Linked DNA regions of Mus musculus: regions 1, 2, 3, 5 and 6 are each linked to region 4. A link is a loop called in an ENCODE intact Hi-C map of the cell type or tissue named here. Cell type or tissue: heart. All regions are shown on one strand. Links, peaks and the distances in the headings refer to the core of each region. The heading gives the core; the rest is flanking DNA. Region 1 overlaps Notum (notum palmitoleoyl-protein carboxylesterase). Region 2 holds the start of Pcyt2 (phosphate cytidylyltransferase 2, ethanolamine). Region 3 holds the start of Arhgdia (Rho GDP dissociation inhibitor (GDI) alpha). Region 4 holds the start of Cenpx (centromere protein X). Region 5 has its middle 9.1 kb from the start of Gm39490. Region 6 holds the start of Sirt7 (sirtuin 7).

The links. Peaks named below come from ENCODE experiments on the same cell type or tissue, not always from the same donor. Only the 100,000 strongest peaks of a DNase experiment are listed, where the experiment ranks them.
Region 1: a loop joins it to region 4, with 7 times the contacts of the local background. A loop is called at or near these places in 22 of 42 quality-filtered maps.
Region 2: it touches region 4 in a loop (4-fold over the local background); 19 of 42 quality-filtered maps call a loop at or near these places.
Region 3: a loop joins it to region 4, with 8 times the contacts of the local background. A loop is called at or near these places in 5 of 42 quality-filtered maps.
Region 5: a loop joins it to region 4, with 4 times the contacts of the local background. A loop is called at or near these places in 8 of 42 quality-filtered maps.
Region 6: it touches region 4 in a loop (7-fold over the local background); 19 of 42 quality-filtered maps call a loop at or near these places.

The regions. Positions count from the first base shown.
Region 1 is chr11:120,656,061-120,661,101 of GRCm38, forward strand. It overlaps Notum (notum palmitoleoyl-protein carboxylesterase), which reads right to left. Exons shown (of 12, transcript NM_001382269.1): 2 at 3,935-4,305; 3 at 2,765-2,817; 4 at 2,590-2,685; 5 at 2,271-2,331; 6 at 1,826-1,884; 7 at 1,433-1,535; 8 at 500-691; 9 at 272-372. The coding sequence starts at 4,278. Among named protein-coding and RNA genes, the nearest start is that of Notum, 2.6 kb to the right of the region's middle. In heart, for the core only: a CTCF peak has its summit at 2,994; a DNase peak (open chromatin) is centred at 3,001; H3K4me3 peaks cover 1,617 bases; H3K27ac peaks cover 933 bases; H3K27me3 peaks cover 4,000 bases.
Region 2 is chr11:120,615,394-120,620,434 of GRCm38, forward strand. It overlaps Pcyt2 (phosphate cytidylyltransferase 2, ethanolamine), which reads right to left and starts at 2,552. Exons shown (of 14, transcript NM_024229.3): 1 at 2,371-2,552; 2 at 456-544; 3 at 1-59. The coding sequence starts at 2,459. Sirt7 (sirtuin 7) reads right to left here. Exons shown (of 10, transcript NM_153056.3): 8 at 5,031-5,041; 9 at 4,770-4,876; 10 at 2,978-3,656. The coding sequence ends at 3,455. In heart, for the core only: no CTCF peak of the experiment used is centred there; DNase peaks (open chromatin) are centred at 1,658, 2,588 and 3,538; H3K4me3 peaks cover 2,597 bases; H3K27ac peaks cover 2,712 bases.
Region 3 is chr11:120,577,651-120,582,691 of GRCm38, forward strand. It overlaps Arhgdia (Rho GDP dissociation inhibitor (GDI) alpha), which reads right to left and starts at 3,974. Exons shown (of 6, transcript NM_133796.8): 1 at 3,872-3,974; 2 at 2,532-2,743; 3 at 2,317-2,400; 4 at 2,018-2,094; 5 at 1,866-1,929; 6 at 449-1,780. The coding sequence starts at 2,721. The coding sequence ends at 1,581. In heart, for the core only: a CTCF peak has its summit at 4,021 (motif pointing right); DNase peaks (open chromatin) are centred at 2,311, 2,751, 3,471, 3,991 and 3 weaker places; H3K4me3 peaks cover 3,009 bases; H3K27ac peaks cover 3,750 bases.
Region 4 is chr11:120,709,983-120,715,023 of GRCm38, forward strand. Cenpx (centromere protein X) reads right to left here and starts at 3,785. Exons shown (of 5, transcript NM_016665.2): 1 at 3,711-3,785; 2 at 1,862-1,913; 3 at 1,721-1,774; 4 at 1,408-1,496; 5 at 959-1,324. The coding sequence starts at 3,737. The coding sequence ends at 1,310. Lrrc45 (leucine rich repeat containing 45) reads left to right here and starts at 3,971. Exons shown (of 18, transcript NM_153545.2): 1 at 3,971-4,071; 2 at 4,291-4,546; 3 at 4,936-4,997. The coding sequence starts at 4,327. In heart, for the core only: a CTCF peak has its summit at 2,946; DNase peaks (open chromatin) are centred at 2,389, 2,999 and 3,829; H3K4me3 peaks cover 2,235 bases; H3K27ac peaks cover 2,061 bases.
Region 5 is chr11:120,512,806-120,517,846 of GRCm38, forward strand. No RefSeq gene overlaps it. Among named protein-coding and RNA genes, the nearest start is that of Gm39490, 9.1 kb to the left of the region's middle. In heart, for the core only: a CTCF peak has its summit at 2,931 (motif pointing right); a DNase peak (open chromatin) is centred at 2,946.
Region 6 is chr11:120,621,638-120,626,678 of GRCm38, forward strand. It overlaps Sirt7 (sirtuin 7), which reads right to left and starts at 3,377. Exons shown (of 10, transcript NM_153056.3): 1 at 3,240-3,377; 2 at 3,036-3,173; 3 at 2,853-2,957; 4 at 504-574; 5 at 344-416. The coding sequence starts at 3,335. It overlaps Mir6936 (microRNA 6936), which reads right to left and starts at 3,239; the gene lies at 3,186-3,239. It also overlaps a transcript of Mafg not described here. In heart, for the core only: a CTCF peak has its summit at 2,821 (motif pointing right); DNase peaks (open chromatin) are centred at 3,374 and 3,794; H3K4me3 peaks cover 1,865 bases; H3K27ac peaks cover 1,533 bases.

The DNA of each region.
Region 1 (5,041 bases), core at 579-4,578, 54 kb before region 4:
AGAGGGGCTGAGGGAACTATTTGGCAGCCCCAAAATATAGAAAGGAAGCGTATGGATTTGTCTCCGATGCCACTGCCAACGACCAACAGTTTTGGTGCTAAATTCAGGACAATCCCAGGTAAGTAGGAACAACAGTTTACCCTGCTGTAGGCATGACCACTTCTGTGGAACAGTATAAGGTCTCTGGTCTAACCTCTTTAACTTCAGGACTGGTGTACAGTTCAGGATATCCCACCACCCCCCAAATGCCTCATCTGAACTGGCCACTCACAGCGCAGAGTCGGATATACTTTGTAGCCAAAGAAGCAATTCCATTCCTCTCCTTCCTTGAACTGGCGCTGGCAACGCTCTGGGACCATCCCACTCCAGTACCTGCGGCACAATCACAGGTTAGGCTGTGATCCCGGGGTACTCCTCCCCTTAAGATGCTACGTCACCCCAGGCCCTTTGCACTAGACAGGGTTTTGGCGTGGGGGCTGGGCTCCCCGTCCCAGGGCACCTGATGCCACGGCGGATGGCGTCTGTGGGTGCACAGTTGATAGTATCAATGCAGTCTGATCGCCGGTACTGCTTGTTGTCCAGGAACCAGCCTGAGTCAGCCAGGCCCCGCACCTGGATAGACGGGTAGCCCAACTCCTCCAGCAGCTCAGCCACGCGGTCTACATTCAACAGCACCCCGGTGCCCCCAGCGCTGAGGGAAGGCCAGACGTGAGGCCAAGTGGCTGGGGAGGGTGCTTGCTGTCCACCCAGAGCTGGTTTAGCCCCAGCCCTAGTCCTGAGGAAGCACTGCTTCTGAACAATGCATTCTGACTATAACCATGTTGAGAGAGGCAAGCAAGACACAAGGGGCCTCTCTCCCTCACGGTCCGAAGGCAGAGGACTGGTAGAGTTCTAAGCGTTGGCCCACAGCTAAGACTGGCAGAGCACAGAGCTGACTCTCCTTTCCCTCTGTTTTCTCTCCTGTATCAATTTCCTTATCTGAAGAAGAAGATAAACTCCGGTGTTTCGGTCTCCCTCATCCAGTCTAAGCACGTGTTCTGCGTTCCTATTGGAACACAGTTACTGACCAGTTGGTGTCACCCCAGCCTTCCCTGACACTGCATCCTTAAGAAGGGACATCAGAACACACCTGACCACTAACCCACTTTCTAGGTGACTGCAGCCCAACAATCTTAAGAGTCCAGAAGCATTCTCTAAACAGTTCCCAGCTACAGAGCACTGAGGCCAGACCTCTAAGGGGCCCCAAATGAGGCTGATCTTCCAGTGGAGGCTAGAGGCAGCAGGGCTCTGTGAGGACAGATTCCAGGTCTGCAGGTGGTTACCTTCCAGGTTCTCACACACACACTCCATTCCGCCCATGTCCCAGAGCTGCCACATCAGCCCCTTGCTCCCTCCATACAAAGTCCTCCTCCCTTGGGCCTGTTGTGCTTACCTGCTCCCGGCCAACAGCAGCACCTTTGCCCCGCTCAGCCCTTTGCCCAGGAGCTCCCGTACCACCTCCTGGATGATGAGGGAGCCCATGAAGGCATATTCATCTGTAGGAAAAGGGGTAGCTTTAGGTGAAGCTAGACTTCAGGGCAAGATGTCCTACTCCAGGAGACAGGAGGATGGGCCTGCCCTCTTTCCAGGGAAGAGATAGGGGATGGGGTAGACTTGGGGGGGATCAAGTGCAAGAGGCCCTGCTAGGGGGTCCCTCAGGGGCCAGGTGAGCCACAGACAAGCAGGAACCCTAAGGCATGCTACAGACAGGTTGAGAAAGTCTCTATTTTCCCAAAAGTCTCACCACCCTGCCCTGTCTTAATGGGCTGGGAAGCCAGGGACTCACTCTTGTCAGACTTGGGTGAAGCCCCACTCCAAACGTCACTGGAGCAGTAAGGGATGAAGCTGTAACAGGGATCAGGTGAGCCCACCATGGCCCTCTGTTGTGACCAAATCTACCATGAAAGACCCTGAGAAAAATGCTGTCCAGGATAAGACCCTCAAGAAGGACCTCCCCAGGAAGGTCCTCCTTAGAATAGAACCCCCCTCCCCCCAGGAAAAGGACCCCCTAAAAGAACCATTCTCCCAAGGACTCCTAGACCCTCCGAGAAGGTTCATCGCCCCTAGGAAGACCTAAGCCCTCTATTAAAGACAATCCCAAATATGACCACCCACAAAGGCCAGCCCCCAAGAATGAGTCCCCACACTCAAAGTATTCCATAGGAAGGACCACTCCAGGAAGGACCCTCCCAGGAAGGAACCCCCACCAAGGGGAACCCATGCTCTCTTACACCATATTGGCATTCCACCAGTGGGGGTTCTCCTCTGGCTGGGAGGATAGAATACCAGTACCTGGTGAAACAAGAAGGGGATATGCAGGTATGGGGACTTATTCTTGATGGCCCTGGCCTGAGGTGCAAGGGTGGATAGATAGGGAAGGATGAGAGGCTGGCTAGACTTAGTCATTAAACCAAAGGTGAGGAGGAGCTCTCCATGGGCTTAGGGGCTCGGGGTCTAGGATGGGGTTCCAGGGGTAAATGGGTCCTTCTAGAACCCATTACTTGGAGAGTCTGACTATTCTGCAGACCGAGCCAGTCTTGTGCTGCTGACCTGTGCGTGTGTGTGGCCAGTCTTTGGAGCTCATGAGGCGCCGCATGGTGCTGTATCTGGAATCACAGTTCTCCCGGTTGAAGCAATACCAGCCGCCTGCAGGCACAGGCATCAGGCTCCGTTCCACAAGTCCAGAAGACCCCTCCTGCCCCCCACCTCAGCCCCTGGAACCCACCTTCCAGAAAGAGTAACCACCGCCGACTGCCCTTGGACTCCTTCAAATAGTAGCTGCAGGGAAGGCGCACAGAGCATGCTGTCAGGTGGGGATACCTGAGCCACCTTCTTTTTCTACCCTCATCCCCAAACCGGAATCCTCAAGCCCTCTTTCCCACTTCGGTGCTGAAAGGGTCATTCCACCTGTTGCCTGGAGCTCACCACAGCCGCGCGGGGGCGCCCGCAGCCAATCGCAAAAGGAACGCACAAGCTGGTGAAACCCCACCGATTCCCCAGAGGTGGCGACAGCGGGTGGGTGGATGGAGGGTCCTGTGGTCCGTGGAAAATTCCCACAGCCCGCCCCGCATGAGATCCGCGTTAACCCTGGTGCTGATAACTATGGAAGAAGTGAACTCTCGAGCACGCAGTGGCACTTGAATAAGGAGAAATTTGCCAGGGCTAAAGACCCAGAAAACTGTAGTAGTAAGGAGCGCAGCAAGGAGATGCAGGAGCCACCGAGGCAGTGTTACAGCTTTTCCTATCAAGGCGCAGACTAACATTGATCAACTGAGTGCGTGGGCACCCAGAGACCCTTCTGACCTCCAGCTTCACCTGTGTCCTCTATCTACTTCAAAGTTGGGGGTATGTGTGAATGCTGTCCCTGGAGCCCTTGGTCCCTCTTGTGCCCCTTCCTTGCTCCCATGCTCGAATTCCTGACTGTCCTGAGCCAATCTGCTATGCACAGGGGGGAACCCTGAGACAGAAACCTCCTGTAAAGTGTTGCCTCTTTCTACGGGAGATATGGCCACTCTGCGACTGCAGTCTCTTTTTCTGTCCCAGAACCTGAACTTTCAAAGGCGGGTGCACGGTGGCCAAGAGGTCAGCACCCGAGTTGGCCTAGGATCAGAGCTTCAAGAGCTGCCCCCTCCCCCGCTTTGGGAGGCTCCAAGCCAGGCTCTCTCCAGGGCTAGCAACACTAGACGCCTGAGTGGAACCCTTTCCTCTAGGGACCAGATCAGCCATTGAAAATAGGACAGGTCCAGTACAGTCTCCGCGTTTGTACGCGCGCGGGGAGGCAGAGGATGCGAGCGCCACCAGCGATAGGATGACGGCGAGCCAGGCGCGGAGCACCGGTGGGGCCAGCCAAGCCAGGTTGACGGCCTCCCGGGGTCCTGCCCCGCGCTGGCCTTACCCGGCGGGGCTGCCGTCATTGCAGGTCACCGACGTGTTCAGCAGGAGGTGAAGGCGCAGGTCCTCATTGAGCTGCTGCGCAGAGCAGGGATACAGGGACTGTGCCAGGCTCTTGACTTGCGCCATAAAGCTGTCCATGTTGCCCTCCACTGCCGTGAAGTCCAGCGGGAAGCTCTCCACCGGCTGCCCGGCGCCCGGCTCCACCTCAGCCCGCTGCGGGAGCGGCGGCGGGGGCGGCGGCTGGGGTGGCTGCTGGCCACGGCGCCTCCAGGTCTTCCTGCCCTCGCTGCCCCCAACCCAATGCAGCAGGCCCAGCAGTAGCAGCACGCGCACCTCTCCTCCCATGGCAATGTCACTCCGGCCTGTGGCCACCTGCGGAGAGCGGACGGCCGTGAGGCGTCAGCAGCGCGGGGCGCCGGGCCAGGGGGCGCGCAAGACACTGCTGCTCCTCGGCTCGGGCTCCCGTGCGTTGTCCCTGCCCCGGGCGGCAGTGTGGGCTCTCGGCGTCGAGGCTCTGGAGTCGGGCGCTACCGGCCTCCGCAGCTCGGGCTCCGCGCGTAGCCGGCCGAGGGCAATGCAGACTCTGGGTGCGCTGGCTCGGGCCCGCGCCAATGAGCGGCGGGAGCCGAGCTGGGCGTAGTTTGCGGGGGCCGCGGCAGCCCGGGTGCCCGCGCGTTAGAAGTGCCGCCGCCGCCCGGGCGCGGCAGGGGGAGGGGGCTGCGCTCACTCTTTTCTTGGCGGAGGCTTAGCCTTTTCTTCCCAAACCACAAGTCTGACGGAGGGGCCTGGACTAACCCGTTGCAACCGCCGGAGGCGCTCCCGGCCCGGCTCCGTGGGGGGCAGCGCGGCCGGGCTGGCCCCGGGCAACTCCATTCTCCGCGGCCAGCTCGGCGCCGCTACCCCCGCCCTCGGAGCGCCTCGGGGGCGGGGAGGAAGAGGCCTTTCCGCATCGGGGGCGCCCTGCGGGTTGCGCAGCTGCCCGGCCCGACGGGTCAGGGCGCAGGATGCGAACGTTCACCTAGTGCCGCTGGGGCCTTCCCTCCCGCGCCCCTGCCCCGTGCATTCGTGGGAGACTCGCACTTGGGCCCCCTTCGCATACTTGGAACCG
Region 2 (5,041 bases), core at 734-4,733, 94 kb before region 4:
CATCTTGTACCTCTCCTCCTGGGTAAACACCGGGGGCCCCTTATGCTTGGCAATCTCCTCTAGGGACAGAGAAAAGGACAAGACAAGGTAAGTGATGTCCAGGAGTCTGGGTCGCAAGGCTGCAGTGTGCAAATGGTATGCCCACAAGGCAGGACCCCGTGCCAACAGCATTGTCCTCTGGCCAGGGCGTGTGCTCGGGGGCATCTGCTGGATAACTAAGAAGAGGGTTCAGTCTCTTCTGTTTCAAGAACCGGGGTAGGGGCAGACAATACAGCTGTCCTGTGTTGCCACAGCTCTCTATAGCTGGTACCAGGCTATGTTACTCTCTAAGCTCCCTGAGTCACCACTGTGCTCTGGGGAAGGAAGCTGGAACCATTCTGCCCGCCCCTCTGCCCCACCCCATGCCCTGTAGGCTTAATCCATTGGACTGTCCGGCACATCGGGCCCCACCTTACCATCCGTATGCACACCCACGATGAGGTAGTCCCCCATGGCCCGTGCCTGCCGTAGCTGGTTGGAGTGGCCATAATGCACCATGTCATAGCTGTGAGGACAGACAGGAGACTGAGGGTCTTGTGTGGGATGCAGCACGGCTCCCTGAGAGGCCCCCACCAGGGCTCCTAGCCCAGATCCCGGTGTTGGGCTTACAGCAGAGAAGTCGGTTCTCAGTTGTCCATACCCTAAGTACTGGACCTAGGGCAGGACTGGGTGCCAGGTCTAGCAAGAGTGGCAAATTCAGGTACAAGGCCTGGCTGGTGAACTCCCAAGACAGCTGTTCACTGGCAGATGCTTAACCATTTCCCATGTCTTAGACTGCCTTTGCCCTGTTGGTGCCTCCTGCTATGGGCAGGCATTTCAAGCTGCTTCAGTTCTTTTTCTTTTTTTCTTTTTTTCTTTTTTTTTTTTTAAGACAATAAGGTCTCATGTAGCCCAGGCTGGCCTCAAACTCACTATAAAACCTAGGACGACCTTCAACTCTTGACCCTTTTTTTTCTGTCCTGGAACTTACTTTGTAAACCAGGCTGACCTTGAACTCAGAAATCTGCCTGCCTCTGCCTCCCAAATTCTGGGATTAAAGGTGTATACCACCACGCCCGGCGACTTTCAGCTCTCAACCCTTCTGACTCCATCTGCTGAGATTCCCACCCAAAGCCAACTGTTGGGTGCTACAAAACAAATGTAGGACCTTGTGCATGCTGGGCCAGCATAATACCAGCTGAGCTAGCTACACTCCCAGCCCGCAAGATACAAGAGATTATCTAGGATTTGAATATGGAACCTCCTGCACCCTAAACAAGAATAGTCCCCCTGGATCAACAAGCCACACTCAAGCTTGGAAACAAGAGATCAGTCCTGCATTGGGAGCAGATACTTCCACCCTGACACAAGTGGACAGTTCCCCACCCCCAGGGCTGGCTTAGCTCTCTGAGAGAACAAGTGCCTGTCACCTGCTTTTATCCTCAAATCTAGGTCTGGCCACAAGTACTTTGTCAAGGTCAAGCTATGCAGAAGCCAGCAATATGCTGGACACTGAGGATATCCCAGTGGGATATCCCTGGGACCACCTGTATTCTTTGCCATGGGCCAGTGCTGGGCCATAGGTTCTGCTCTGCTTCCTCTAGAGCCCTAGTGGGCTATCATCATGTCAACACCACAGTGCACGGGGTGGGAGGTGGGACATGATAACGGGCAAATTCCAGGACAGCCCTTGTGCCCACTAGACAGGCAGGGCTAGATCAAAGGTCAGAGTCTGCATCTGGGCTTGTGGCACCATGGTGGGGCCAAGGTCATAGTCCACTGACACGAAGTCAAAGCTGGTGACTCAGGTGCAAAAGAACAGAAGGGGACTGAAGTTGTAATTCAGTGATGGAGCACTTGCCTGTACATATATAGCACACAAGGCTATGGTTCCCATCCTCAGCAACCAACCAAAGACAAACAAGAAACGCACAAAGTCTAGCCTATTCCGCCATGAATGCCCTGAGGAGCCCTGGTGACCATTCCGAATGCCTCTCATCCACCAGGGGTAGGCACGACGAAGGGCTGAAGATGGTAAGTTATAGAAAGGCCAACATCTTATCTCTTCGGCTTGTTGACAGCTCCAGGACTTTCTTGGAGACGTCACGGGCTGATTTGCCAGAGAAGCTCACAGCCTTCCAGCCCAGGTAATTTGGGTAAATGCCCAAGGCGAACAGACAGCCGCATTTCCGGTTTTCGGGGAGCGCACCGTCTGATGCACCCGTGTCTGTACGCTACACTCCTAAGTGACCGGAGGCCAGGTTGCCTCGTGCGGCCTCGGAAGACTCCGGTTCCGCCAACGGCCGGTGCGTGACGCCCAGGTGACCGCCCTCCCCTCGTCGCCCCACTCACCAGCCATCGCACCACACCCGCACGATGCGCTGATCTCCCGGACCCTTCAGCCCAGCAGCGCTGGCAGCCCCGTGCCCGTTCCGGATCATGGCACCGGAGGCCCCCCGCAAATCCTGGCGGCTCCCGCGACACACAGTACCGTCGCCCCGCCCTCGACGCTTGCGCGTGCTCACGCGGATCTCACCCGCTTGGCGCAGCCAATGGCGTGCGCCAACCAGGGCCCCGCCCCCAGCCGGGCCACACCCCCCTCCGCCCAGATCGAGCGGCCAATGGTCTGTGTTGCAGGTGCCCGGGCTTTGGCATTTGACTTCTCCACAGACGAACGGGGCAGGTTAGCACCACAACTGTGCGTGCAGCTCACCCCGTGCCTTAAGCATTCTTAGGAGCCGGGCAGTGGTGGCGACCCCTTTAATCCCAGCACTTGGGAGGCAGAGGCAGGAGGATCTCATGAGTTCCAGGACAGCCAGGGCTACACACGGAAACCCTGTTTCAAAAAAACCAACCAACCAAAAGCATTTTCAGGGGCTGGGTTCTTCAAAAGCGCCTCGATGCAGGCCCTCAGATGCAGGCACCTCGGTGGTGCGTGTGACAGTCATCGGGACACCAAAGCAATTGAGAGATGTTTAATAAGACTTGCTCAGACTGGAGGCTTAGTTAGATTCTCCCTGTGCCGCATACCCAATACAGAAAAAGGCTTCTATAAAGTGAACACTTGTACGTGATAAGGAGTAGAAAGAGGGAGGCCCTGAGACTAGCCTGGAGAGTGAGGTAAGGCAGTGGTGGACTCTCCTGCTGGCCAGGCCTGGGAAGGGCCGGAGCTCTTCTCACAGAGGCCTTGCTGCCACCTTTGTACAGGGGTGAACAGGAGGGAGGTGTCCTTGAAGATCAAGCCCATAGCGGGGCAGTCACAGCAGTGCAAGAGAGCCTTTCCACAAGGACAAATGGCTAAAGACGACCGTCACCGCGAAGCCGGCACCCACTAGAGCCGGAGGGGGCACTCTCGCCTTCACGGCGACACGGGCGGAGCCCCTGAACAAGGGTCAAGCCATCTGCAAAGTGCCAACTGTTCTTTGTCAACTCCGGGCTATGCCACTTTCTTCCTTTTTGCACGCTTGGCACAACCCCTGCCAAACCAGCCTCCTAGGATAGGGGGAGCTGAGGCAAGGGGGTCACTCTGGTCCCCAGGTGGGGCTTCTTCTCTGCTTCTGCATAGTGACTTCCTACTGTGGCTGCCTTCTTCACCAGCACGGAGGGGGGTCGCCAAGGAGAAGATTGGATCCTGCCACCTAACAGAAAGAAAAGCAGCATCAGGCAGGTCTGAAAACCCCTCGAATCGCAACCCTCCCAGGCACAGGAAAGCTGTCTGAGGCCACCTGCCATCCCACCTATGTCTTAATCTGGGCTTTGGCTGGAAGCAGCGTCAGTGACACCAAGCTGCAGGGGACACCAAGCTGCAGGGGAAAGTCTTCAGGGCAGCAGCAGCCCTCGCTCGACAGCCTCTTCTGTCTCACCCACTGTTGGTGGGAGCTGCACACATAGGAAGGGGTAGTGCTAGCCACAGGATGGCCTCACCTCCAAGGATAACTTGCTAGCAACTCTGGGCCCCGTCTCTCACTTGTATGGATAGGGGCAGATGGACCAGACCCTTTTCCCTTTCCCAGACTGCGTGACAGGGATGGGGGCGGGAAGAGGCCGGTTGACTGGGGAGGTGTGGCCTACAGACTACACCATGAAGAAATCATGTGTCTGATTGAAATGTAGAACCACATATTATAAACGTAAGATAAAAGTAAGCACTGATTAAAAAATGAGCTAAGTTAATGTTAAAAAAAAAAAAAACAACAACAACAACCAATAACAACATCAACAATGTGGCACAGGAGAGGCCCACGTCACAGAACACCACAAACATAACATACAAGAATTGCCAGGCCCAGAGGTGAAGGGATCCTTAATTTCTTGAACCCTTTGATTAAAAGAAGTTATTGATTTCCCCTATAAGACCCTGAAAATTCACAGAGAAAGAAAGTGTAAACTTTTCACTCAATATACACACCAAGTCTAAATTATCACAATTCTGTATCAAGGCAATTTGCTTCAGTTTTCCCCAAATATCCCCACACCAAGGACAGAGATTGTGTCTGACCAGAGCTGCAGTTCTCACCCCTCTCGGCTGTCCACCCAGGCTGCACACCATCTGTGGGAGCATCCTGTAGAGCACACTGGCAGATCCCCCTCAGAGATTCTGGGCACCGTACCAGTCAGGGGGGAAGAGTGTGCACGTGTGGTGGAGCCTTGCCTCAGCCAGTCCCTCTGAGGCCCACAGCAGACAGACACGGCCCATCACACGGAGGGGAGGGACGGGGCAGGAATGCAGGGGGCACGCTGCGCCCACTCACCGGTTGTAGACAGGAATCTCCAGGCCCAGTTCATTCATGAGGAGTTGCATGACATCATCACACTTCCCATGGAGTTTCAGGGCAGCCCAGTCATCCTTCGGGGTCCACTAAAGACAAGGAAGGCAGATGAGGGCCTCCCGGCAGACTGGCTCACCACTCCCCAGGAACACAATGGAACCTGTACAAGACTTTCAGGATCTCCCCGGCTCTTCCCATCTGAGCCCCGGGTCTGAGGAGGAAGCTCTAAGCACCCGCTGTTACCTGCAGGTTCA
Region 3 (5,041 bases), core at 339-4,338, 130 kb before region 4:
TTCAGTGGTCCTGCCCTTTCTCCCTAGGTTCGTGGGTGCTCTAGAGAGCACAGTACTGGAGATGTGCAGAGGCTCGGTTTCCTGTTCCAACTAGCCTCACTAACAGGCATAGGGAACTCTCTCACCAGGTCGACCTACACATGCAAGTTGTTCAGAGCCAGATCAGTTTGATCTTCCAGCAGGGCTCCATACTGAGGGCAAGTCCCAGCCAGGGGAAATTTAGATATGCTGACTCAGGCAATCCCTCTATGCCCAGGGCCAGCACTGTGACCCATGGGCCTGGGGTTTGTTCTATATTCACATCTCCACAGGAAGCCAGGAGCAAAGACAAAACAGGGCTGTTAGCAGCAGACAACCTTGTAGCCAGGACATCTGATCTGAGGGACATCCACCCTCCACTGGATTCTTACCATTCCCTACAAAACCCCAACACAAGCTGCACAGACCACACAATCCCAGACTCCTTCAGGGGTGTTTATTTCCCAGTCAGAAGAGAAGCAGGGACAGGCTCCTCTGCCTGTTGAGGCTGGGCCTGGCAGACACCACACAGGGACTGGGGATAGGGAGGGGAGGCACAGGAGACAGCTCCCAACTGTGTGAACTTGGTCCCACATTTGTCCTGGCTGGGTCCAGGGAGGGTCGGCCCAGGGATGGTGGCACCAAGAACCAGGGCAGAGGCATCAGGCCAGCTGGCCCAAATGGAGGCAATAAATACTGACAGGCCAGGCACGAGGTTCAGGCCACGTGGCCCAGGTGAGACAAGTAAGGCTCGGCTGGCTTTGTCCCTCAGGGGCTCTCTGTGGGGACAGGGGCTCCGAGTACTGCCTACAAGGGACAGAGAAGGCAGAGGAATGAGGCACCCTACCCTGCCTCCTAGATGGGGCTGGAGGCATCGAGTTTTGGCAATTGACCCTCCCCTAGCTACTGGAGCCACCCCCAACCCTGGCCACGGGGAGGGGAAGAGCTGGCCAGGCTCGCAGGAAGCAACAGCAGCGCACCCCAGGCCTCCCTTGGGTGGGTCACTGGGATGGGGATGGCAGACGAGGCGAGGACAGGGAGAGCACATGCTCATGCAGACAGGGAGTTAAGAGTTAGCGACGGCCCCCAGCACACGTTCCACATGTTAAGGCATCATGGTTAGACAGTGACTGACAGTGATGGATGACCTGGCCAGGGAGTGGTGGGACTAGAGGACAGATAGCCCAGCCCTTCCCCATGCTGCGACAGAGACAAGGTGGGCTGGACAACCCTGACAGTGTTCTGTTCCATTCTAGAAGCCAGGGCCTGAGGAAGGGAAGACAGAGGGAACCTGGAGGGACACAGCAGATTGGAGGCCTGGGCTGGAACCCCTCCCCCACTGCACAGGCAGAAGCAGCAATGTGACACTGGAGACCACAGGGGCCTGCGGGCAGGAGGTGGAGGAGGGGCAGACAGGAGAGCTGACTGCCTGAGTGGACTAGGGAGGAATGACGGGTGAGGGAGGTCCTGTCAGCACTTTGGTTTGGGGTAGGTAGGGGGTTAGGGTGGGGCATGTCGGTCCTTCTGTCTGTCCGTCGCCCTGCCCGTCTCCCAGCTGGAGCTCAGTCCTTCCACTCCTTTTTGATGGTGAGATTCCACTCCCAGGACAGGTGGTCAGTCTTGTCGTCATCTGTGAAGCGCGACTTGATGTTGTAACTGCCCCGAGCAAGCATGCCTTTGGGAGCCTCCTCCATGGGTGTCAGGAACTCATACTCCTCGGCCCTCGGCCCATAGCTCCCGACCATGTAGTCAGTCTTGTCAACTGAGGGACAGGAGAGGCAGGATTACTGGTGCTGCACGCCCCTCCCAGGCCCAATGGCTCCCCACTCTATGGCCCGCCCACTCACTTTTGACCCCTTTCCTGTATGTGTGTTGGATGTACTTCATGCCGGACACGATCTCTCTGTTCACCTGTGGGGACACAGAGCCAGGGTCAGCTGCCTTCCCAGGCTTGCCCCTCTGCCCCTTGTTTCCAGGCCTCTCAAAGCCCCCACCTTACCCGGAAAGAGATTTTTATCCGGTACTCCACACCTTCCTTCAAGACAAACGACTGTTTCTTGAAGCTCTCCAGATCACCTGTATTGAGGAGGAGTCTCCGCTGACTGCTTGCTTGAAGGGCTCTCCACCCTGCTACATTCACTCTCCCCAGCCCCTTCCCTGACACAAAGCAGAGCTTCGGCAAGCCCCTAGCTGCACTTCCCCTCTTCTCCACCAGAGGGCATCAGTGCAGAAAATTATTTTTAGGGGTAGAGGCAAGATGCCAGCTGGCCCCACCCAGGGATTCTAATACCCACTCACCTGTCAGGTCCAGTTCCAGAGGGCCTGGGGCAGTGCTGCATACCAAGGTCAGTCGAGTCACAATGACATTGGGGACGTTGGGGTCTGCAGAGTGAGAGTTAAGAGTCAGAGTCCCATCCCTTAAGATTTTTCTTTTTAAACTCACTCCTTGGAAGAGTGGTCTGGAAAGAGACTGGGCACAGGTTTAGATGACATCCTTCCTCCAAGCCACCTACCTGCAGAGACAGCTACTCGGCCCAGCAGGGCCTCCTTGTACTTTCGGAGGCTTTCATCGTCCTTGTCCAGTTCCTGGATCTCCTGGATGCTCTTCTGGGCTGGAGGCTTGTAGTTCACAGAGTGCTCATCTTCCTCATTCTCTGCAGCTATCTGCGCAAGCTGCTCAGCAGTGGGTTCCTGTTCTGCCATGCTTACCTCTAGCTTGGGACACCTGTGGGCGGGGCATGAGCAGGACTGTGACAGCCTGGAGGCATTCCACCCTAGGCAGACCCTGACACCTGCAGGACACCTGACTGGAACTTTGAGAGGATGCTGCCACTGCCCTACGCAGAGGCCCATTTGAGAGGACTAGAACCCCAAGCAACGAAATGGGACCACAGCCTGTTCCTCAGAGAAGCAAAACACCTTTCCTCCCCACTAAGAATAAGCCTCCAGACCGAACTGAACTGGCAGACGCAACACTAAATCCCTGGGGTCCTGTTGCTGTCCCTAGCTGCCCAGGCTCTCATCTTACTGGGTTGGGTCATGGAGGTAAGTTCTCCGACAGGGAGATGCTCTGTATGTTAGCCACGTGCAGGACAAGGGTCTGTTTGTTCGTCCCTTCCAATGGAATACTGTCCTAAGCTCAACTATGTGATGACCGCTTAAATCCCAAGAGCCCAAAGGGGATCCTAAATACGCAGGTCTGTCCTCTCTAGTGAGGGTCTGCGTATGCAACTTGGGAGCTAGTGCACCGCTTGCAAATAAATCTCAGGAGCCTGTTTCTGGGCCCTGACCCTAAACCTTTAGTGGCGGTGAGGAACCAACCAGGACGGAAGCGCCTAGATGCCTTTCAGTTCCGCAGATTCCCAAACGTCTCTCGGAAACCCACTGTGATGCCTACAGGCAATGCGCAGCGGTCCCGGGAAGAGCCCGGCCGTTGTCCCTCTGAGAGGTGTCCGCCAAGGAAACACATAAAGCGGCGGTCCGAAACCCGGAGGCTACAGACAACCCCACCCGACGCCAAGCGTGGCCGCCGGCGACAGCATCAGGGCGCGGCCCGCACTTCCGTAGAGCCCGCAATCCGAGCGGGGCGGGGCCGCGCGGCGGGAGCCCCGGGCCAGGCCCCGCGCCGGACCCCGCCCGCGAGGCCGAGGAAGGGGGTCCCCTGGTAGCAGGCGCGCAGGCCCGGGGGGCCGCGGCCCCTCCGGCAGGACCTGCGCTGCCGCCCTGGCCCGCCCCGCCCGCCCGCCCGGGTGACCGCGCCCCGCCCGCGAGCGCCGCAGTCGCCCGCGACGCCGCACAAAGCCAACCCACTCCCCTCCCGCACTGCACCGCGCTGCGCCACGCGCCCACTCACCGGAGGCTCGACCGCCGCTCTCGCGCTCCCTCCCGCACCAAATGACGAACGTCGTCCGCCGCCCGCCGCTCGGACGGTCACTTCCGGGGTCACAAGACTTCCGCTCTCGCGGGCGGGGTCGCCTTGCGCATGCGCCGCCAGGGGGCGCGGGTCGGCGCCGTCGCCATTTTGCTGCGGGCCTCGTGGGCGCGTCCCGCGTGGGCCGGCGCCCTCGCGCCTTCTGCCGAATGCCGGGTGCGAGGGTTTGTGGGACACGAGAGCCGGCTCTTCCAGAGCAGCGTCGCGCGGCCATTCTGTGGCTCCCAGGGTTCCCTGATTGCCGTGCCTGGCCCTTGTCCCATTGTCCTCAGAGTCAACAGAACCACAGTCCTCACCGACCGCAGTGCCCTGTAGCTGTGCTGCCTGGCGCATTGCTCTGGGGACTGCGTGCCCCCCGAGCCCCCGTATGTTAGAAGTTGTATGGTTTTGCTGTGAGGAGCGGTTTTCCTTGGAACGGGCTGCCTGCCTATCTTGAACCTCATCCCTGAGACGCGCCCGCCTCTGCCTCCAGGATGCTGAGATTGAAGGCGTGCACCATCACCGCCAGGCGTGTTTCACGACGCTGAGGATGGAGCCTCCTTAGTGGAGGGCCTGGCTGGGGGGGTTCCCGGTCGTGTGCTTGTGCCAGCCACTCCAGTTCCTCCTGAGGAGTCTCAGTTCCTGCTACTCCGTGAGGGCACTCCATGTTGGCTTCTTCTGAGTGTAGCCTCAGACTGAGGGGAGGCAGGAATTTAAGGGGCACTACGGGGACTTCTATAGCTTAATCCCACAAAAGCCATCGCTTCTGGCCTGCTCTGTTGGCCACACCTGCCCCTGTGGTATCCAGGAAACAGCTGTTGGCTCCGGAGAGTCATCAAACTTAAAAGATGAGGAATCCAATGGCCTCCACTCTCCATCTTCAGTTGTGGCCCAGTTATTTTACACAAGCACGCATACCCTCTGGCTATACATCAATCTGAAGCAAACCAAGTGTTCTTTCAAGCTCATTTATTTTTATCTCTAAGGAAGATGGATTTGCAATATCATTACCCTACATCCAGGTAGCTGCTCTTCTATGCAGAACTATTCTAAAACAAAAAGCCACGTGACTATCCCCACTCTTACTGTATGATGAATTTGGCTGGCCTTCCA
Region 4 (5,041 bases), core at 622-4,621:
GGTTGCAGGCACTCAGGAGCAGCTCTCTACCCAGCTCAATCCAGGCTAGCCATTGCCTTCAGAGATTGCCCTCAAATCTGTTCTAGGCCCTGTGAGAGTTGTCTCTTCATATTATATGCCTTTCCTGATTGATCTCCCACCCGCACTCACATGGTCCTCAGTACTGGGTAGCCTGCTCCTAACTCCTGAGCGTACCACGGTGTTTCCACACTGGACTCTTGACAAGCTCCAGTAAGGGACTCTGAAGACCTACAGGGGTACTATGTGTAGCAGGTAGCAAATCACCCCACATGATTGCTTATTTTGTTTTGTTTTTTTGAGACAGGATTTCTGTGTGTAACAGAGCCCTGGCTGTCCTGGACTCACTTAAGCAGATCAGACTGTCCTTGAACTCACAGAGATCTGGCTGCCTCTGCCTGCTGAGTGTTGGGATTAAAGGCGTGTGCCACCACCACCTAGCCAGACACCCAGCATGTTTTCTGAGAATTGGCCTGCCGAGGCCTGATGATCATCAGAGGGCTCAAGCCTAGACTGGGCGGGCTTCCAGGAAGGCCCCACAGCTATGCCTCTCTGAGGGCACAGCCTGGCCCTTACCTATAGGCAGCCTGCGATCAGGCTGGGCAGGATTAAAGGAGAACCTTTCTGCAGACTGGCGCAGGCAGCAGGTCTTCTCACGTTGTGTAGCCCGGTCCCCGCCTCTACCAGCAGGCCCTTACCGGTTCACCGAAACATTCTTGGACTCCATTGCCTACAAGTGGCAGTTGCTGTGGCCTGTGGCAGATCCTGCCACATGTGTGAAGGCTCCAGTTTTACTGCAGCATGTGCACACATGCTGTTTGTTATCCTGTCCTTTCTGAGAGCTCTGCATTCGTCCCACTGAGATGGATGGAAGGGAGCACGGGGCTCAGGCTTTGAAGCAACTAGACTTTGGGTGATTAATGGCAAAGAGAAAGCAGGCCTCAGAGAGATGGTGTTGATTTATTGATGTTGCTTTGTAAGAACAAATTTACAGCTCAGGGAGGCATCCTGGGGGTGGGGGTCAGGTGGTTAAAAGGCTACACAGCAGCTTTGATGTAGGGTGGCAAGAAGGAGGCACTGCCAGCAGCTGGTTTATTTATAATGCAAGGCTGCTGGGGGCGGGAGGAGGGCTGTGTCTGGAGGCAGGCTGGTTCACCTTTCCCTGCACCTGTCTTGCAAGGACTCTTGGAGGTAACAGCTGCTGGGATCTTCCCATCCTCCTGAAGCTGGAGAGCTCAGGAGTTGATGCTGGTGTGGATTCACTAGACCTTGCAGGCCACAGGAGGGAACTCTAGAAGTCCAGGAGCTATGGAGGAGAAACGGGCTCAAAGTGACCACACAGGCACCATTCTGGAGAGCTGCAGACTGCCCCACCTGCATCCCACATACCAGCTGAGGGAGCACTTTCTCCAGCTGATCCACTTCCACAACATCCAGGTCTTCTGCCTGGGCCTGCCAGACCCCACGGACAGCAGCCTCTGGTGGAATGTCATGAAGTGAGCTGGGGAAAGCGGGGCAGCTCTAACCCTGCCCTTGTTAGGTCCCCTGCACCCATTGTCAGCCCTCAGAGGGGGCCTAGGTGGCTCTTGAGTGTTTCAGGGACAGGACTTAGGCTTGATTGTAGCTGAGAAAAACCTTAGTTTACTGACAAACCAAACAAGAAATTGTCATCTTTCTGGTGTTGTGGGAACCCTTGGCTCACCTAGTACGAAGATCCTCAGGAACTCCGCCATGAGCTGCAGTGCATCCCCGCTGACTGGAGGGAAGGGGGAGGGTGGTGGTGTCATAGGACAGCCTCCCTCCCTGTGCCCCACATATTCCCCACCCCACTGGTGCCCCAAACCTTTGGTCTTGCAATCCCTGAAGTGCAAATGGAGTAGTCTGCTCACCAGTTCCTAGAAGGAGGGCAGAGTCAGTGCCATTCCTCACAAGGCTGTCTGTCATTGTCACCCCCCTCCGCCCCCTCCCAAGTATCAGTTCTGAATGGAGCATGGTTGTGACTTCCCAGCTGGAAACTGCTATCCTGGGGCCATTTCCTATGTTGAGAGGATGAAGCCAGCTATGCTTGGAGGGGAGGATGTAGTGGGGGTCCCCAGTGATGTCACCTCCAATTCTGGGAGCTGAGGGGCAGTGCTGCACCTTTACTGCAGGGAGCTAATGTGCCAGCAGATTGGGGAGGGGGCGGTGGCGGGCAGCCTTGAGGAATGCTGGCCCCTTTGGCAGTCCTGGCTTGGATCTACTGCCACACACACACAGGACACCCAGCATGTTAAGCCGGGCTGTGGCTGGAGGGCTGGGTGGACGTATAACCAAGAACCCTTGAGCTTTCTTTGGCAAGAAGTCGGAAGTTGGTTCTAGTTGTGAGTGGAGAGACAGCACTAGTTTGGGGAAGACCCTTGTAGACTAGGTCTGGAGAAACCTAGCTGTAATGATGAGTACCAGGTGGTGGCGGCAGATTGGCCAGGCATCTGGAATGGCTTGAGAACTGAAAGGTTGGTGGTAGTTTGTGAGGTGGAGATGAGAGGGAGAATCCAGAGGCCTAGGAATCCCGTGAGAGCACCAAAGGTGAGCCATGAGGAGCCCCCGAGCATCTGTGCAGTGTGTGAAGCCGAGACCACTCAAGTTTGCCTAGTCCAGAACAGAATGGGGAACGACCAGGGAAAGGCAAAAGGTAGGCAGCGACAGGCACCCACGACCCTCGAAGTGGATGGCCTACAAAGAAAGGTGAGTTTGGATTCACGAGCGTCAGCCACAGAGAAGCCTTGATACCCACTCGCTGCAGAGGGGCACGGGTGGAAATGGACACAGGCACAGGTGAACTTGTTAGTTGGGCCAGGAGGGTCCATGAACGACTACGTGAGAGCAGCGCCACCTGCTGGTCCCCCCCCCCCCGTCCCCGCTCGCTACCAGAGGGCCCCAGTCCCACGAACCCCAACAGCAGACTGACAGACAGCACCTGGGCAGAAGCCCATGTCAGAGCCAGGGCTGGACTACAGCTACGCAGGCTGTTTCATGGAAGTGTGGATGTGACTGCTGGAGGGTAGGATTAGGGTAAACCCGTGGCACCTCAAACTCCTGTTCCTGGCCAGAAGGCCACAGCCTGAAATGTAAGCCCCTCCCTTCCTGTCACTCTTTCCTGAGACAGCCCACTCCCCATAGTTCAGTGAACTATCACAACTCCGGTCACGGTCAAAGCCCCCAAAACTCTACTCAAGTACTGAACGGAGTGCGGAGGCCAGGCTGAACTCTGCACAGGGCGCGCGCTGGCCTGATGCCAAGAGCCGACCCCTCAGGTGGCACCACTCATCGTAGAATGGAGCGCCTCTGCTTAAGTTTCCCGCACGTGGGCGAGTCCTCCCAAACCTGTCACTGAGAGATGGCCTCGGCCCGAGCAGTGGAGGCTCGCATCAGTGTGCCTCGCGCACTCCCATCGGCCGAGTTGGAAAAAGGCCCTGTGGTCCCTCCCGAGAAGACCCCTTGTAGCCAGCCTGGATGTGCCACTGGTCGTCCAGCTTGTTAATCTACAGACCCGCTCAGTCCAGCCGCAGAGCGCGCGGGCTGCTCCCACCCTGCTGCCAGGCCCCCACCAAAGACACGGTAACACATCGATAAGGCTGACTTCGAGCATGCACGACTGTCTCGCGGGGATCCGCAACGCCCGAGTGTGCCTGCCACTATTCCAGAGGCCTCACCTTCCGGAAGCCACTGTTTCCCTCCATGGCCACAGTCTCGATGTGCACTCTCCGGAACCCTCCCACATCCCAACCAATGAACGTGGAACGCGACCCTGAGGTCCCGCCTCCAATCCCAGCAGCCAATCATCCAAGCGTTCCCCAAGCCGGGACTTGAGTTCCAGCTCAAGCCCGCCTTTCACTTTCATTGGTCTACCAATAGCCATGCCTTCCGCAATGCCTCCTGGGAGATGTAGTTCCTATCCTTCCCGGCGCACCACACTCTTCCTGGATACTGAGGCGCGAGGAACCGCGTCCTGCCACACCAGCGACCCGAGGCTACGTCGCGAGGGCGGGCTGGGGGCCACAGGGCCAGACTAGGGTATGTGCAACGCGTATACTTGCTCTTCTAGGCCAGTGTTCTGCTGCGCTCCAACTCTATCTCCAAACCCCTTCCTCGAGCCATTCCAACCTCCTTTCTATTCCACATTTCTAGGCCTCCCCTTATATAGGGCCAGCTCAGCTCATCTCCGCGTACACGCCCTAGGGAAAGGGGCTCCCAGCCTTCGGCCTAGCAAGCTAATGTGTATCCTGTCTCCAGGGGCATGCTTGCGAGGCTCCGTCAGCATTCGGGGACATGGAGGAGTTCCGGCGCTCCTACAACCGCCTCTGCGAGGAGAGTGGGGCTGAGCCCCAGGAGGCTGTTCTGCAGCAACTGCACCAGCTTCCGAAGGGCGGACTGGACCTGACTACTCAGAGCCTGACGGTGGAGACCTGCAGGGCCCTCGGCAAGCTGCTGCATAAGGAGACGCTGTTGAAGGAGCTTGTCCTCAGCGACTGCATGCTGAGTGAAGAAGGTGAAGCCAGTGGCCTCCGCACCTGAAACGTCAGAGTTGGGTTCAATCAAACACTTTTCCTCGGGGCTAGCCTCAGAGCGGGTGTCTGTGAGCAGGAAAGTCTTTGCGTGTCCAGGCCTCTCTGCTCTCTCCTCTCTTCCTGCACCTTTTCCAAAACCTGGGAACAGAGGTCAGTGTCACTGTAATAGAGAAGCCTTAATGTTCCCAGCTTTCACGGTTCCCCATGCCGGCTTGAGAAAGATAAGGTCTGGCAAGCTCAAAAACTGTTTCTGACGTGGCCTTACGGCAAGCCAGAACAGTGGTACCACTGTCTGAGTAGCAGCTCTGATGTCACTGAGTAGCAGCGCCAGCTCCAGTGACAGCCCTCTCTTCCAACTATCTTTACACAGGGTCCACACTGCTGTTCCAAGGGCTGTGTGCCAACACCAGTGTGCAGCATCTGGATCTAAAGGTGAGCGGGCTTGGGATGCTGCTAAAGTCAGGAAAACTAGGATC
Region 5 (5,041 bases), core at 750-4,749, 200 kb before region 4:
CACCCTTCCCATGGCTGGTTGGGGCCCTTTCATCTTCCTCCCCTTTGCTCTGGTGCACCTGTTTGGGATCACACCCCATCCCTCCCTCCCACTGAGAATTCCCATTAAGCTAACCCTCCACTATTTCACACCCCTCCTTATCCCAAGCTGTGAGAGGTGGACATAACTGGCACACCAGTGCCAACCCGTCTGGAAAAGGAAGCCTTGCTGGAGCAGGTCCCTGGCATCTGACCATTCTTTCACCAAATGATCTGTGGCTCAAAATGTTTTCCAAATACCAAGAATTCACCCTGAAAGACTCTGGGCTGAATTGTAAGTAATTTTACTCATTCCGTGGGAGATTGATGGAGGAAAGGGCAAAGGTCATGAGAGATCTTGCCTGAGGCTAAGATGTGAAGAAGTGGGAGAAATCAGCTCCATTAGGAAGCAGCAAGCCCTAAATCAACAGCATGGCAGACGCCCTCCCTGGGGAGAGGGGTGTGGCAAGGGCTCATCCACTGCCAGGAGGCAGCAGAGCCGGGCACATAACCAGGAATTGTTAGGGACTCTTGGACAGAACTGAAATATCAGTTGGCTGATATATGCATGCCTTTGCCTAGCTAGCAGTTCCTCGGCCAGTTAAAAAGGAGCAGCCATCCGGAAGGTGGTGGGACACACCTTTAACGCCAGCACTCTGGAGGCAGAGGCAGGTGGATCTCTGAGCCTGGTCTGAAGAGCTAGTTCTAGGACAATCAGGGCTACACAAAGAGACTATGTCTAAAACAAAAAACAAAAACAAACAAACAAAAAAACAAAAACCAAACCAACCAAACAAACAAACAAAACAAAACAACCCCCCCCAAAATGAAAACAAACAAAACCCCCAAACAAACAAAACAGAAAAAGAAAGAAAGAGCAAGCAAATACACAGACCCACTTGTACCGAGCAAGAAGGGGGACGCTCGTGTTCCCAGCAGCACAGCCAGCATCACCAAACACAGAAGCTGAGCACTGATGGGTGGATAGTGTGGAGTGCCCGCACTCCAGCTATAATCCAGCTATAATCCAGCTGTGCGTGGTATGTGTGTGAGTGCACATGTGTATGTGTGATTGTACTGTGTGTGCACATGTGTATGTATGCATGTGTGATTGTTTTGTGTGTGTGTGCATGTGTGTATGTATGCATGTGTGATTGTACTGTGTGTGCACATGTGTATGTATGCATGTGTGATTGTATTGTGTGTGCACATGTGTATGTATGCACGTGTGATTGTATTGTGTGTGTTCATCTGTGTGTGTGTGAGTGAGTGTGTATATGTGTTCTTATGTGCACGTTCACAGACGCCAGAAGTCAGTTCCAGGTGTCTTCCTCAATCACTCAGCACCTTACTTTTTGAGGATCTCTTCTGAACCTGGTGCTCACTGATGCAGCAGACTGGCTGGCCAGCTCTCCCACCCCAGGGCCACTGTTGATTTCTTTCCAATGTTGTGGTTTGCTGTTTTGAGATAGACTCTTACTATGTAGCCCAGAGTCCCTACATAAACCAGGCTTCACTGATCCTCCTGCCTCTGCCTCCTTGGTGCTGGAATTACAAACACCGGCCACCTTACTGGCTCAGTACTGAGGTTTGAACCCAGGGTTCCACAGGTGCTAGGCTAGATCTAACCATATTCCATCTCAGTCTTTTTTACAAAGATGACTGAAGGGGCTGGAGAGATGGCTCAGTGGTTAAGAGCACTGACTGTTCTTCCAAAGGTCCTGAGTTCAAATCCCAGCAACCACATGATGGCTCACAACCATCTGTTATGACATCTGACACCCGTTACTGGTGTGTCTGAAGACAGCTACAGTGTACTTACATATAAATAATAAATAAATATTTTTTTAAAAAATGACTGAAGAAGGTGTGAGGCGGGAGGTTGGCAGCTGTTCTTTTTGGCATGATGGAAAGTTTTACAATTGACTGTAGTTTGGTGTGTGGGCATGCACCTGTAACCCCAGTCAGAGGGGTTGGCTATCATTGGATATTAATTTCATTGTCTTTTTGCAAAACCCCTAATAGTCAGAGCAGGGACTGTCTCTGACTTTGTTGCCTGCCGTTGGGACCCTTGCCCCAAAGCCTTAATATAAAAGGAGGTGCCTACCTAGTCTTACTGCAACTTGATATATCATGGCTAACCTTCCAGGTCAGCCCTTTTCTGAAGAGAAACAGAAGGGGAGTGGATGGACCGGAGTGGGGTTGGGGTAGGGTGGCTGGGAGGGAATGGGAGGAGAAGAGGGAGAGGAAACTGAGGTCAGGATGTAACATAAATAAAATTAAAATAATAAAAATATATTAATAAAAAATAGAAAAAATAGAACTATTTTATTTAAAAAAAAAAAAAAAAAAAAAAAAAAGCTTGCCCGCGACAGGCCTTTAATCCCAGCTCTCCGCAGGCTTTGCACTCAAGGCCAGCCTGATCTACAGAGTGAGTTCAGGTCAGCCAGAGCTACCCAGAGAAACCCTATCTAGAAAAAACCAACCAACCAACCAAACAAACAAACAAACAAAAAAGCTTTCCCTTTTATCTTATGTGTGGGGGAGTTTTGCCTGAATATGTCTGTGTACCCCTTGTGTGCCTGGTGCCTTCAGAGGCCAAAAGAGGTTCCGTCAGATCATCTGGAACTGGAGTTACAGGCTCATAGAACGTGTGGGTGCTGGGAATAGAACCCTGGTCCTCTAGAAGAGCAGCCGAGTCATCTCAGTGACTCCTCCTTTCTCCCTGACTCGATAACTCTTTAATTACAAGCTTCGTGACTGTGCCAGCGCGGGATGGGGAGGGCTGAGATCAATCCCTGATGTCCACACCCGTGTGAGGAGGAGAGTGAGGTCTGGATCCCCTGGCTGCAGGCGCTGCTGCGGCCCCAGGCGCTGCCGCCGGTTTAAGCATAGCCTGTAATTCCCCGAATGGCCTCTTGGTGGCGGCCACGTAGCGTCCTTCATTGGAACCGGGACTGGTCAGGGTAGATGAGGTGTAGACCAAGAAAGGGTGCGGCCTGGACTCCTAGAGGTGCCATGCTAGCTAGAGTGGACGTGGCAGTCCAGGGTCCAGGGTGAAATAGGAGCCCAACCCCAGGAGGGGACTCAACATTCAGCCTGCGCTGGCAGAACACAGCCTGTCACTGTAGGCAGGCGGAAAGTCGGCAAAGCGTTTTCAGGGTTTGGTTGGGATCATTTAGCAGTGTGGAAATACAAAAGGACAAACCTTTGGGGCAACAGGGGATGTGAACATAGTAAGTTCTAGGCAGCTGGGGCTCCAGCGGTCTCCAAAGTGGGGGAACCCTCTCAGGCATATAGACCCAGAGGAGGATCGGCTGACTAGAAAGCAGGAGTGTGGGCCAGGTCTGCCTTTGGGATCTAGAATGGTGTATGGGTGACCGGGTGTAGTGTTACCTGCACGGGGCCTCATGTACGTTTAGGGTAGGTTTCTCCGGCATCACTAGCATCCACACCAGATGGGTCTGGTGTGAGCACCAGGGTGACTCTAGGCTGAGAGGAGGCAGAAGACAGAGGGGCCTTTGTGCTGGCTAGTTTTTGTAAACTTGATACAAACTAGTATCACCTGGGAAGAAAGACCCTCAACCGGGGTGTTTCCTCCATCAGAATGGCCTGTGGACAAACCTGTGTGGTATTGTTTTCCTGACTGCTAGGAGGTCCAACCCACTGTGGGTGGTCCATCCTTGAGCAGGTGAGGCTGGGCTGTATAAGAAGCTACCTTGGGGTGGGTGAGTGAGCCAGTAAGCAGCCCTTCTCCATGGCTTCTGCTCCAGGCCATTTCTGAAGCCCCTTCTGTCTTGGCTTCCCTCCATGAACGTCTCCAATCTGTAAAATGAAATAAAGCCTCACTGCCGAAGTTGCTTTTGGTCATGGTGTTTATCACAGTGACAGAAAAGCAAACTTGAACAGCCACCCTTGAGGGCTTCCAGAGGCTGACATGGGACCCCCGTTGGGACCAGTGGACAGGGGTACAGGAATCTCAGCAGACTGCAATGTGGAAAAGAGGGAATTGTTTTGGGGGTGTGACCGTCCAGTTCAGGTAGCATGCCGAGGGCAGTAGAGTGAGAATCTGAAGCAAAAAAGGGGCTGTTGAGCCTTAGTCTACCTGCCCGGTCCACCCACACACATGATCCCACCTCACCGTTGCATCTCTGGGCATCTAGCAGTTTTTCCCGGAAGGGTCTGTGGATCCCACACACCTATTTATTTATTTATTTATTTCTCTCTCTCTCTCTTTTTTTTTTTTTTTTTTTTTTTTTTTTGGTTTTTCAAGACAGGGTTTCTCTGTGTAGCCCTGGCTGTCCTGGAACTCACTCTGAGTGGACTAAGAACATCTATCATGTGCATGCACTGCCATCCATGGCTGGTATCAGCTGCAGTGCATGACCAGGTCTCAGGGCACACCTGCACTCGTGGTCACTGTGAAGCTCAGAGCCCCCACCCAAAGGACCAACTCAGACTCCTGGCAGGATTAGCAGGATGGCAGGCCCTGTCTCTCCTCCTGTTAAAGCTCGGAGTCTCTTCAGTGCAGGTCACCATTCGGACCTATTATGTGTTTCCAGGGGGCTGAATACCTACTCACAGTCTCCCGTGGCCCACATTCCTTCCTTGGGATGACCAGGGCAGAGATGTCCTAGCAACAGCACCCAAGTGTTGGGATTTCCTTTTAAAGATTTATTTATTTATTTTATGTATATAAGTACACTGTAGCTGTCCAGATGGTTGTGAGCCTTCATGTGGTTGTTGGGTATTGAATTTAGGACCTCTGCTCGCTCCTGTCAACCTCACTCGATGCGGTCAGCCCCACTTGCTCCGCCCCAAAGATTTATTATAATAATAATAATCTTATTATTATACATATTGTAATACAATATTATAAATATTTTAATTATTATAAATAAGTACACTGTAGCTGTCTTCAGACGCACCAGAAAAGGGCATCAGATCTCTCATTATGGGTGGTTGTGAGCCACCATGTGGTTGCTGGGATTTGAACTCAGGACCTTCAGGAGAGCAGTCAATGC
Region 6 (5,041 bases), core at 387-4,386, 89 kb before region 4:
GCGTGCGCCACCACGCCCGGCTACAGCTACTCTTCTTGAAGAGAAAGCAGAGCAGGGAGCACACAGATGTCCGAGCTACTAGACTATTTATCTATCACAGGGCTGACTAGGAGGCAGGATGGCTTCCCACCTGGGCACTGAGGTATAGCTCTGGGTTCTTTCCAGCTTTTTGTTTTTGTTTGTTCTTTTGTTTTGTTTTTCCAAGACAGAATTTCTCTGTGCAGCCATGGCTGTCCTGGAACTCACTCTTGACCAGGCTGTCCATGAACCCAGAGACTCCCCCTGCCTCTGCCTCCCAGGCACTGGGAGTGAAGGTGTGCGCCACCATGGCCGGCTTTCTTACCAGCTTTTGCTCATGCAAACGGGTGATGCTCATGTGGGTGAGGGTAGGCTCCGCTTCGCTTAGGTCGGCAGCACTGTACGGTTGGAGAAAACAGAGGTGAGAGGGCGGCCAGATGACGCAGCTCGCCTCTAATCGTGGGAGAAAGCTGTGACATGCTCACCTCACAGGCCTTCCTTTCTGAAGCAGTGTCCATACTCCATTAGGACCCCGATAATCTGGGATAGAAGCTGCCTGCACATTCGGACAAAAAGAGATACCACAGGTACTGCAGTATTCCCCACAGAGGACATGCCTATAAATCAGTGTCTGTCCCATCCACTGCTGACCTGACTCTCAAGTGGGATGCACCCCAGTATGGCTCTTTCCCTCCATCCAAGTGACTTTCTTGTCCTGCCTGGACCAGCTCACCCTTCCACATACCAAACAGAGAACCCTACTCTACTTCAAGATCCTTTCTAACAGTGAGCAGCTGTGTCCACATCTGTCTTGAACACAGAAGGGGACAACTGGTCAGGCGCATCAGTGTCTGAAGGAACAGATTTTAGAGCGCAGGTCATGCTTAGCAAATAGCCCCGGGAGGAAGCGCTCTGTCCACACACTTAAATCCTGCGGCTCTGAGGTTTTTATTCCAACTTAACATAAAACCTCTACAGACAGATGAGTGTTAAGTCATTTTCCACGAGAGACAAACAACCAACCAACAACAACAATAACAAAAAAGAAAACCATCTAGAAGCCAGGAGTCTTTGGATCCTGGCTGGGGAAGCCCTGTATACATTGTTGCTTAAGAGCAGAGAAGTGCCCGCCCTGGCAGGTAATTCCAATACATCGAGGAACCTCAAACGGTGCTTAGACCGCGTTTAAGAGCTGCAATTGGTCTTTAGTAGCCACCAGGTTTGCAGAGTTACTGCTGTAGAGTCATAACTGGATCATCAGATGGCTATGAAGGGCTGGGCCCCACATGCTGCTGTCCTTGATGTCTGAGATGACGCAGCAAATGCTCCTGACATTGCTCCTGGGCCACTGTCCCCACAATTCCCTGCAGAGCCCTACTCAATGCCACCACAGCAGCAAGGCCACACTAGGGCTTTCCAGTTCTGGCATTTGTGTCTGGCCCTATAGTTGTTTTTGCACCTGTGTGCTTGTGACTGCTGGCTGCTACCTTTGTAACAAAGGTCCTCTTTTGTCTGTGTATGTGTTTGTATTCGTGTTTGCATGTGTGCACATGTGTGTAGAGGTGTGCGTTACACGTGTCAGTGTGTGAAGCTCACGGTCCACCTTAACTATTTTTTTTTTCTTAACACATTTGTTGAAGGGGACGTCGTGCAAGGGTCATGATGCACAAGTAGAAGTCAGAAGACACCTTGTGGCGGTCAGTTCTCTTCTGTTGTGTGAGCTCTGAGGACCGGACTCATGCACCAGGCTTGGTAGCAAGTGCCTAAGTATTCAGTGAGCTTCTCACTGCCTCCCCCACCTTTGTTGTTGTAGTTGTTAGTCTCTCAATGCACCTGCAGCTCGTGGATCTGGCTAGGCTGCTAGCCAGAGGGCTTCAGGGGGGCTTCTGAGCTTATCTTCCCAGTTCTGGGGGTTACAGAGTGTGGTACTGCTCAGCTTCTTCACATGGATTCTGAGAGTCCAAACTCGGGTCTTCACGCTTGCATAGCAGGCACGCTACCCACTGAGCCATCTCTCCAGACCACCTCAGGGCTTCTCAGAATAGAAGCCGAGTTCGCCTGAGGTCAAATATTCAACTTCAAAGCTAGTCATCCCTCAGCCTTCCCAGGAGAGCTCTCAGAGTCAAGAGGACAGCATTTCTCAAATGTACCTATTGTACCAGGACTCTGTCTGGTTTTTTTTTTTTTTTTCCCCGAGCCAGGGTCTTGCATGGAGCTTCGAGCCAGGCTGCTCTCAAGAGTTTGATCTTGATCTTCCTCCTCTACCAGGCCCCACCTCCTGAGTCCTGAGATTGGAGATTTGGGACTCGACACTAGTTTTCCATTTATCTTTCTTCAAGGAGTACAGGCTCAGGAGAAAGACTAGGGCTCCAGTTTGTCCACATCACGTAAATCGATCAATTTGTCTGCACTTTAAGGGAGAAGGCATTAGCAGGCAGTTGGCTACTATGCCCTACTACTGTTCCATGTTTGATTGGCAGTCAGAAACTACGCATTCTGTAACTCTTTGACTTAGCTTAATTATTATTTATTGACTTATTCTTTAGCCCTGGCTGACCTAGAACTCCCTATGCAGTCCCTATGCAGACCAGGCTGATCTTGAAATTACAGAGATCCTCCTGTCTCCCAAGTGCTGGGACTAAAGGAATGTGCCACCACTGTCACGTTGCCTTAGTTAAGTCTTAAATCTAGAATTGCTTCGGGTCTCTGAGAAAGGACACCTTGAAGTTACTTCAAAGGTGAGCGAGATTTTGAACTCCAGCACTGTACAGCCCGAGTTTGCATCCCAGAAGGGGGCGCCTCACACCCGAAGCAACGCGCAGGCCCTCACTCACTGTGCTGATTCCAGCGCCCGTGTAGACAACCAAGTGCCTGGCACTTCGGACAGCTCCGGCCAGTTCGCGGACCTTCCTCCGCAGCTCCTCCGGGTCATCACACACCTGATAGGAGCCAGGCTGGTTATTGCCGCCGCTCGCCTCCCGCAGCCCGCCGCCCAGCACCCGCTGCCCGCGACTCGCCTCCTCCTGGCGGCGCTTGAGGCCCTCACGCCGCCGACTTCGACCCTGCAGCTCGGTCACCAGATCCTCGCTCTCGGCCAAGAGCCGGCCCTCCTCCGCGCTGCGCTCTGCAGCCGCCTTCCTCAGGATGCGTGACACCTACGGACGAGCAGCGGGTGAGCGACCGCGCGCGCCGGCGCGAGCGCGGGCACGGCAGTGGCTCACCTGGCGGAGGCGCTCCCGCTGCTGCTCCTCCCGCAGCCTCCGGACCCGCTCAGCAGCTTTGCGCTCCGAGCGGCTCAGACCGCCACCGGCTGCCATCGCTCCTTTGACTGCGCTTCCGGCTTCCGCTTCCGCCTCATCCGGCAGCTACAGAGACGCATGCGCGGGCCCGGCCCTTTCCACCTCTTCCGGCTCGCCCTTCCCACCCTTGCTCCTTCGGGATTTCAAAGAAATACCACCAGATCTCTTTAAAAGGCGTTTATTGATCATATACAAAATAAAGAAAACCTTATATATCACAAACATACACTATGTACAGCAATAAATACCCGGGGGGCCAGGCCCAGTGCCGCCCCTCCTGGACAATAATTTAGCAATAAATACTGCGCAGGGCACGGGTGGGCACCAAGGCTGCTGCCTGCTGAGGCCAGGAGACTGATTGCTCTCCAAGTCCAGGCCTCACCTTGCAGCCAGATCCCCTATGGCCCTACCCAGGTGCAGGAGACAGGGTCTCACCTTGCAGCCACACCACAGCCCCTCCTCACTTGGATGTTGAAGGACCCTCACCCCATTTAGGGTACTCTCTACTAACCTTCCCCCTGGCTTCAGCCCTGCAGGGCAGGCAGGGGCTGATCAACTCTGCTTGGACACACCTCTCAGCACCAGGAGACCAACAGAGCTGGACACACAATAGCCCTTGTCCTGTTGCCCTAAGTTGCCAGGAGAAGGCTTTCTGTACCCATTCCCATTTGGTTAAAGGCTTCAGAGACTAGCAGACAGAGAATGGGAGGAAAAGTGGGGTTGGGGCATAAAGTTGCTGGAGGGGCCAAAAGCCCAACGGGGGCCCTAGAGAACAAGGAAATCTTATCAGGAACACTTCCTAGAACACTCTACCTCACACTTCCAGAGACACCCGTGCTATATTAATGCCGTTGCTCCAGGGGCAGGGTACGTATGTGTGTAGCTGGCCCAGCAGGTATAGCACACACCTAGGACACACGCCAGGAACAGGCAAACTGTGAGCAGCTACAGCGAACCCATGCCTCTGTATGGTACCGATCTGTCCTCTGTTCCACAACTGCTCCCAAACCAGGCGGCCAATGGCACTGAGAAAATATGCCAAGAATTATTCAGTGGCTTCTGGGGAGATTGTTAATGTGTTGGTTCCTTTCACTAAACCACAGCCTAAAAAAGTAACTCAGAAGATCCCAGAGGGGAAACAGTGTAGCAGGCTGTGGCTCAGACATCCCAGCTGCGGATGGGAGCTTTAGCCAAGTGGCCACACCAGAGAGGGAGGTAGCAGGGAAGTGGCCTCACCATCTCCAAGTAGTTTATCAAAGCTGCAAACCCTGGCCCTGATCACCAAGGCTAACAGAGCACACATAGAACTGAAAGATGAGCTGAGACCAGCCTGCTGGAAGCCGGGTGATGGTGGTGATCCCTGTTAACACAGTGTTGCCACTGGCTCCCTGCACAGCAGGCACCACACCCAGCTGCACACAACACAGGGGGGACTCTCTGGGACCATACTCTACAGAGGAAACTGTGGACTTTCTTTGAAATCTGAGTGTCTATGTCCAAGGAAGAAGTCAGGCAGAGTCAAGGTAGGAGGGAAGTCACACATTATGGTTTACTTAGCGGAGAAGTTTGGGAGACCTGGCCTCAGCCCAAGCTCTCCATTCGCTGTGTCAGAAAGTCAAACACAACACCCTCACAGTAGGAAAACGGAATTAACAATGATCAGAGAAACAGCCAACAGTCACAAATGGACACAGGATTTACTGTCAGGAAATCAAGGGCAAGGG